Regions from separate parts of the Homo sapiens genome. Here region 1 is linked to region 2. The links are chromatin contacts, found by Hi-C or POLR2A ChIA-PET in ENCODE. All regions are on one chromosome and are shown on one strand. Each heading gives the region's core, a stretch centred on a gene start or an enhancer-like site at or near the end of the contact. The rest is flanking DNA. Distances are from core to core; before and after follow the strand shown.

Region 1 (3,687 bases), core at 1,053-3,552, 74 kb after region 2:
TGCTATGTTGCCCAGGCTGGTCTTGAACTCCTGGGCTGAAGCAATCCTCCTGCTGTGGCCTCCAAAATTGTTGGGATTACAGGCGTGAGCCACCGCACCTGGTGTTATTAATCAAATTCTGTAAGTTGAGTAACTATAGCCTTCTTTGCGTCACTTACGTGATACTTCAATTATTCAAATGCAGTGTAGATTTTACAGAGTTGTAAAGGTATAAACTACTCATTAAAAATAAAATATTTAGCTGAGCCGGTGGCCTGCACCTGTAATGCCAGTTACTCAGGGGGAGGATCGCTTGAGCCCAGGAGTTCAAGGGCAGCCTGGGCAACATAGTGAGACCCAGTGTCTAAAAAATAAAATAAAATATTTTTATCTGGGCATGGTGGCATGTGCCCGTACTCCCAGCTCCTTGGGAGGCTGAGGTTGGAGATGGCTTGAGCCCAGAAGTTGGAAGGTGTAGTGCCCAGAAGTTGGAAGGTGTAGTGCCCAGTGATAGTGCCTGTGTATAGCCACTGCACTCCAGCCTGGGCAACACTGCCAGACCCCTCTCTGCTCTTTTTTTTTTTTTTTTTGACGGAGTCTCGCTCTGTCGCCCAGGCTGCAGTGCAGTGGCAAGATCTCGGCTCACTGCAAGCTCCACCTCCCGGGTTCACGCCATTCTCCTGCCTCAGCCTCCCGAGTAGCTGGGACTACAGGCGCCCACCACCACGCCAGGCTAATTTTTTTGTACTTTTAGTAGAGACGGGGTTTCACCGTGTTAGCCAGGATGGTCTCGATCTCCTGACCTCGTGATCCGCCTGCCTCGGCCTCCCAAAGTGCTGGGATTACAGGCGTGAGCCACCGCGCCCGGCCTGCTCTTTTTTGTTGTTGTTGTTGAGATGGAGTCTTGCTGTCACCCAGGCTGGAGTGCAATGGCGAGATCAGCTCACTGCAACCTCCACTTCCTGGGTTCAAACGATTCTCCTGCCTTAGCCTCCCGAGTAGCTGGGATTACAGGCGCGTGCCACCACGCCTGGCTAATTTTTTATATTTTTAGTAGAGATGGGGTTTCACCATGTTGGCCAGGCTGGTCTCGAACTCCTGAACTCAAGTAATCCGTCCACCTCGGCCTCTCAAAGTTCTGGGACTACAGGCCTGAACCTCCCTCTCTGCTCTTAAAAAATAAATGTTGGCCGGGCGCGGCAGCATTTTTTTTTTTTCAAGATTACAGCGTCAGTAATCCCAGCTACTCGGGAGGCTGAGGTAAGAGGATCGCTAGGACCCTGGGGGCGGAGGTTGCTGAGCCGAAATCGCGCCATTACACTCCAGCTTTGGTGACAGAGCGAGACTGTCTCAAAAAAAAAAAAAAAAAAAAAAAAAATGCTTAGTAACAATACGTTGTAAACGGAAAAAAATCTTATTTTTTACGTTTAGATGCATGAGTACCAACGGTATGAAATCTTCAAATAATGTAACTCAGCGAGCAGTTTAACTACTGACTAGGAAAAAGTTCCCTTCCTTGAAACCACATGGCACACCTCTGGCCTTTCCCGTGCTCCATCCCTCCCTGTGCGGCCACTTCTTTGTGCAGCCAGGCACTGGGCTCTGAGTCTAGGTTGGCGGACTCCTCTCCTCGCCTCGGCATGGAGGTGGCTTCTCTTCCCCAAGCCTTGTGCAACAGGACCCGTCCTTGTGAGGGACCAGATAAACGCCCCATGCTCAAAGTCGCTCACCCTCACCTAGTCCTCACTGCTTCCAATGGTGTGCGGAATAAAAGCGATGAGCCCGAGGAAAGCCATCGTAAACGACTGTGATTGTCTTTAAGAAAGCTTGTGGCAAGATAATAATGTGGTCATTTTACAACAGTAGGAACTACATGCAAAATCGTCTCACTTTTTTCCCCCCCTTTGAAAGTTGAGTTACAATAATTTAAGTTGAAACCATAAAGAACTGCTTCTAAAATGCAAAAAAGACCAAAGATTTCTTCAGTATACCTTCAGTAGTCATTTCGAAGGACGGTAATAATTTACAAGATCCCCGTAGACTTTTCTTTTTTTGGCCATGGTTGGAAGTGGGGTTGACCTTAAAACTTGGTGGTTTCAAGGAACGCTTAAGTGTGAATTAATATGATGTGAAGAAATAATAATAGCCTCATTCTCTTGCAGTCTAATCACAGCCTTTTCCCCAGCCCCAGGGGAGGGAGCCTTTAATAAGGGTCTGTGTAAACTGACGCCCCGGCGGCAGGAGTACGGAGAAGCACTGCTCTGACAAGTTAAGACGCAGGAAACAGCAACCCAAAGAGCAGCCCCCGAAACAAAGTTGCTCAGACAAACAAGCCGATGCAGACGAGCGCCATGGCCCTGCTGGCGCGGATCCTGAGAGCCGGGCTGCGGCCGGCGCCCGAGCGGGGTGGGCTCCTGGGCGGCGGGGCCCCGCGGCGGCCTCAACCCGCGGGCGCACGGCTCCCGGCGGGGGCGCGGGCCGAGGACAAAGGCGCCGGGCGGCCGGGGTCGCCGCCGGGAGGGGGCCGAGCCGAGGGTCCCCGGAGCCTCGCCGCCATGCCGGGGCCGAGGACCCTCGCCAACCTGGCGGAGTTCTTCTGCAGGGACGGCTTCAGCCGCATCCACGAGATCCAGGTAGCGCGCGCCGCCCCGGGAGGGAGCCAGCCCGGGCTGCTGCCCAGAAGGCTGACGGCGCGGGCGGGAGGGCGCCAGGGAGGGGCGCGGGGTTGGGGAGTCCCAGGGAGGGGCGGCGGGCAGGGATCCCCGGGCACTGGGCGCCGCGGTGGGTTGGGGGAGCTGGACTGGGGTTGTCCGGTTAAGGTTCGCAGGAAGGGGCGCTGGGGAGAGGACGCCGGAAAGGCGATCCGGGGTGGAGGAGGCAGGAACCGGGAGCGGGGCGGGGGCGTTGGGGAGGGGTCTTCGGGAAGCGGACCCCGGAGAGGGGCAGCAGGCAGAGGGAGCTGAGGAACGGGGCCAGAAAGGAACGGCTGGGAAGAGGCGGGGGAAATGGGTGTCTCGGGAGGTGGCGGCAGGGAGGGGTCCCCTGGAGGGGCCCCAGCCGGGACCCCTGGGGAGGAGGTAGCGGGGAGGGGAGTCAGGGATGGAGTTTCGGAGAGTGGTAGCCCGAGAGAGGCGGCGGGCAGGGTCTCCAGGGACTGGTCCCGGGGAGGGACCCAGGCAGGGATTGCCTGGTTGGGGAACCTGGGGAGGGGGCGCCGCGAAGGGAAACCAGGAATGGGACTGCGGGGAGGGCACCAGGGCTGAGGTCCCGGAGGAGGAGACTTGGGGAGGGGCAGCGGGCGCCTGGTGGACGCCGCCGGGGCCTGGGAGTGGAGAGCTGGCGGGACCCGCGGAGTTGGGGCTGAGGGGGGCTGCTGCCTGGGGCCGGCCCGAGGGGAGCGCTAGGTTCCCTAGCTCCTCTAGGCTCTGCGGAGCTCGGTGTCCTTAGGTGGCCGAGACCGTGTGTATTCATTTCTAGTCCTTTTTGTATTTTGTAATGGCGGGGGAAGAGGGGACGGAGGCTCGGAGGCTCGGGGTGCCGTAGGCTCTAAGCCGGAGTTGGGGGCGACACCTGGAGTTCGCGCCGGGACTGGAGGCAGGGACGTGGGAGGAACCCAGGGGTCCCAGCCACCCGCTAGGGCGTTGGGGCCGGCGAATTCCGCACGCTTCCCACTTGGAGCCTGAGTGCTGTCCTTCCCACGCCCACCTC
Region 2 (3,700 bases), core at 497-2,996:
CTTCTCACATTTCACTATAAGCAATAAGGAGAAAGCAGGCCTCAGTTTTTTTTTTTTTTTTTTTTGAGACGGAGTCTTGCTCTGTTGCCCAGGCTGGAGTGCAGTGGCGTGATCTCTGCTCACTGCAACTTCTGCCTCCTGAGTTCAAGAGATCCTCCTGCCTCAGCCTCCTGAGCAGCTGAGACTACAGGCGCGCGACACCACGCCCAGCTAATTTTTGTATTTTTAGTAGAGACGGGGATTCACCATATTGGCCAGGCTGGTATTGAACTCCTGACCTTATGATCCCCTGCCTCGGCCTCCCAAAGTGCTGGGATTACAGGCGTGAGCCACCGCGCCTGGCCCAGGCCTCACTTTGAACCATCATGTAGAAATTTCCTCAGCAAAATGTCCAAGCTTATCACTTATAAGTTCTACTTTCCACCCAACAGAATACAATTCAGGCAAGCTCTCTACCACTTGCCTCCAGTTTCAATAACATATTTCTCCTTTCCATCTGAGCCGTCACCAGAATCACCTTTAATGCCCATACTTCTACCAAGGCTCTTCAAGACAATAGAGGCTTTTCTATCATGCGCCTCAAAATTCTTTCAGCCTCTACCGATTACCCAATTTGAAAACCACTTCCCCATTGTTAGGTATTTGTTACAGCAGTACCCTATTCCCCGTACCAAAAATCTGTGTTACGTTCTCCAGAGAAACAGAACCAAGAGGCCCACTGAGCAAGCGAGATTGATTGATTGATTTTAAAGAATTGGCTCATGCAATTGTGGGGGTTGGCAAGTTGGGAATTCAGGTACGAGTTGATGTTGTAGTTTTGAGTCCAAAGGCTGGAAACTCAGTCAGAACTTTCTGTGTTGCAGTCTGGAGGCAGAATTCCTTTTTCCTTGAGAAACCTGTCTTTGCTCTTAAGGCCTTCAACTGATTTGGATGAGGCCCACCCGCATTATTGAGGGTAATCTGCTTTATTTAGGCTGAGACATGAGAATGGCATGAACCCGGGAGGCGGAGCTTGCAGTGAGCTGAAATCGCGCCACTGCATTCCAGCCTGGGCGACAGGGCGAGACTCCGTCTCAAAAAAAAAAAAAAAAAAAAGAAAAAAATTTTTTTTGAGACGAACTCTCGGCCTGTCGCCCAGGCTGTAGTGCAGTGGTGCAATCTCAGCTCAGTGCAGCCTTTACCTTCTGGGTTCAAGAGATTCTCCCATCTCAGCCTCCCAAGTAGCTTAGACTACAGGCGTGTGCCACCATGCCTGGCTACTTTTTTTTGTATTTTTCGCAGAGATGGGGTTTCACCATGTTGGCCAGGCTGGCCTCGAACTCCTGACCTCAAGTGATCCACCCACCTCAGCCTCCCAAAGTGCTGGAATTACAGGCGTGAGCCACCGTGCTCAGCCAAATTTTTTTTAATTAAAAAAAAGAATTCTTCCTTACCCATGGACTCAGGTCACATTCTCTCTCTCTCTCTCTCACACACACATTTATTGCCCACATGGCTTCATTAAAATTTAAGTTCCAGAAGGATGAGGCCTTTAATTCGCGCACTACACAGGTGCTCAACACACAGTATTTTCCTTCAGTTGTAGAGAAATGAACAGTGGAGGACCCCCGCCGCTGGGTCGCACGAGCTAACAGATCGGCGGTCGCTGGCTCTCCGCTCTTCCAGCCACCCACATCACGGCGCCTAGAGGCGGGACATCCTGTGTGGACAACAGGGAGCTTCCGGATTGAGCCGGAAGTCCCCCCAGAGCGGATGCCGCGGCGGGCCTGTGGGAGCGGGGTCATCTTCTCTCTGCTGCTGTAGCTGCCATGGGCAAAAGAGACCGAGCGGACCGCGGTGAGACGTTGCGCGGGCACGCTCAGCCACGACTGCCCTTGCCGGCCCTGCCCCCCGCTCTGCCTCGGAGCTGCTCCGGGCCTCTGCGCCGGCCGACCCTGCTGGCCCTCCCGCGCGCACCCCGTTGGGACAGGCCTTTGGGCGGGAGAGATGCTGGACCTGGGCGCAGCCCAGCGAACTCGGCCTAGGGGAGACGGGTGAGGGGCGCAACGCCTGCGGGATGCAGGTGGCTCTTAGCTAGGAGTTTGCGGCGGCGCAGGTGAAATGCTGCCAAGCGGTGCGGAGGGAACCCTGAAGGCTCCTGCTGGGCTTACTTCTGTGTTGGTATCTTGCAGACAAGAAGAAATCCAGGAAGCGGCACTATGAGGATGAAGAGGATGATGAAGAGGACGCCCCGGGGAACGACCCTCAGGAAGCGGTTCCCTCGGCGGCGGGGAAGCAGGTGGATGAGTCAGGCACCAAAGTGGATGAATATGGAGCCAAGGACTACAGGCTGCAAATGCCGCTGAAGGACGACCACACCTCCAGGCCCCTCTGGGTGGTAAGCATGCCCTTAGCTTGGGCAGGGCCCAGGAGTGTGCGGAGCGGCAGCTAAATCTTGGGCATCCTCAGAGTCAAAACTGACATTCAGGATACTGCCCCTAGAACTGGCCGGGAGAGAATTTTCATCCACACACGTTGGAACAGCCCAAGGCAACAGCGAGCAGTTGCGCACACGTGTGGCGGCCGGACCTGGGCTTCCAACAGCTCTAACCCCTCGGTTTACTCTCACTCCTTCCCCAGCCCTACCCCATGTAGTGAATCCTTTTATCTGCCGAATAAATAGCATTTATCATGTAACAGTTTGTTTCCTCAAATAATGGAAGACATGTTCGGTAGCAAGCTTTTGCTCTACTTTAAATAATTAATGTTATACATTTAGTTGAAATCTAGCCAAAAGGTAACTTGAGGATAGCCAGTAAGATGGGCTTTCTCTGTGCAGAATAGTAGGAAACAGCTGTTGACTTTGGAAACACTTTCTTCTATTTTTCTTTACTCTTCTGTATCTGATTAATGTAACAGGCCCCACAGTTGTCTGAAGGAGTGCTTGCAAGAATATCTGTGGTGTTGGGCAGCTTATTCTTTCTTGATAATGATATGGGCAAGAGCCCAGTAGTCTCTGCAACTCATGTTTCCTTGTCTGTTTTGTCCATTTGGTATCTCTCAGGCTCCCGATGGCCATATCTTCTTGGAAGCCTTCTCTCCAGTTTACAAATATGCCCAAGACTTCTTGGTGGCTATTGCAGAGCCAGTGTGCCGACCAACCCATGTGCATGAGTACAAACTAACTGCCTACTCCTTGTATGCAGCTGTCAGCGTTGGGCTGCAAACCAGTGACATCACCGAGTACCTCAGGAAGCTCAGCAAGACTGGAGTCCCTGATGGAATTATGCAGTTTATTAAGGCAAGTGACAGCTGAGACCAGCAATTCCACCTGCCCTGCTAATGTAACAATAGGCATAGGTGCTCCATGTTGTCAGCCTGTGGCAGCCATGAGAATGTGCCATTCAGATTTCCTGTGGGGAGCATAACGACTGATTACCCCAGCCGCTACACTCTGGATCCAGCATTGTGTTCTGGGTGAGGCCATGCTTCTCATGAGCCGCTACACTCTGGATCCAGCATTGTGTTCTGGGTGAGGCCACGCTTCTCATGAGCCGCTCCCAGCTGTGGGTATTAACACAGAGGGGCTACTAATTCAGGCCCATTGTAGCCAGGGAGAATTTGGAAATGCAGCCCAAAGTGAGTGTGCTGGGGACTGAATTGTGTGTGTTCCCCTCAAATTTTGTCTTCAAAACCTAATATCCAATGGTAATGTATTTGG

Evidence for each region. Hi-C counts contacts between places; a loop is a spot of excess contacts on that map. ChIA-PET counts read pairs that join two places held with the same protein, here RNA polymerase II (POLR2A). Pooled maps may share reads with other maps.
Region 1: a map of mammary epithelial cell shows a loop between it and region 2 (3-fold over the local background). The contact joins the promoter of CYP27C1 here to the promoter of ERCC3 in region 2. A Hi-C loop is called at or near these places in 6 of 168 maps with a recorded cell type or tissue (Caki2, PC-3, PC-9 and 3 more) and 7 of 50 pooled maps. POLR2A ChIA-PET finds 5 or more read pairs at or near these places in 11 of 52 experiments (A549, AG04450, GM12878 and 7 more).

The regions. Positions count from the first base shown.
Region 1 is chr2:127,218,914-127,222,600 of GRCh38, reverse strand. It overlaps CYP27C1 (cytochrome P450 family 27 subfamily C member 1), which reads left to right and starts at 2,302. Exons shown (of 9, transcript NM_001367502.1): 1 at 2,302-2,612. The coding sequence starts at 2,331.
Region 2 is chr2:127,292,190-127,295,889 of GRCh38, reverse strand. It overlaps ERCC3 (ERCC excision repair 3, TFIIH core complex helicase subunit), which reads left to right and starts at 1,746. Exons shown (of 15, transcript NM_000122.2): 1 at 1,746-1,836; 2 at 2,172-2,377; 3 at 3,044-3,280. The coding sequence starts at 1,809.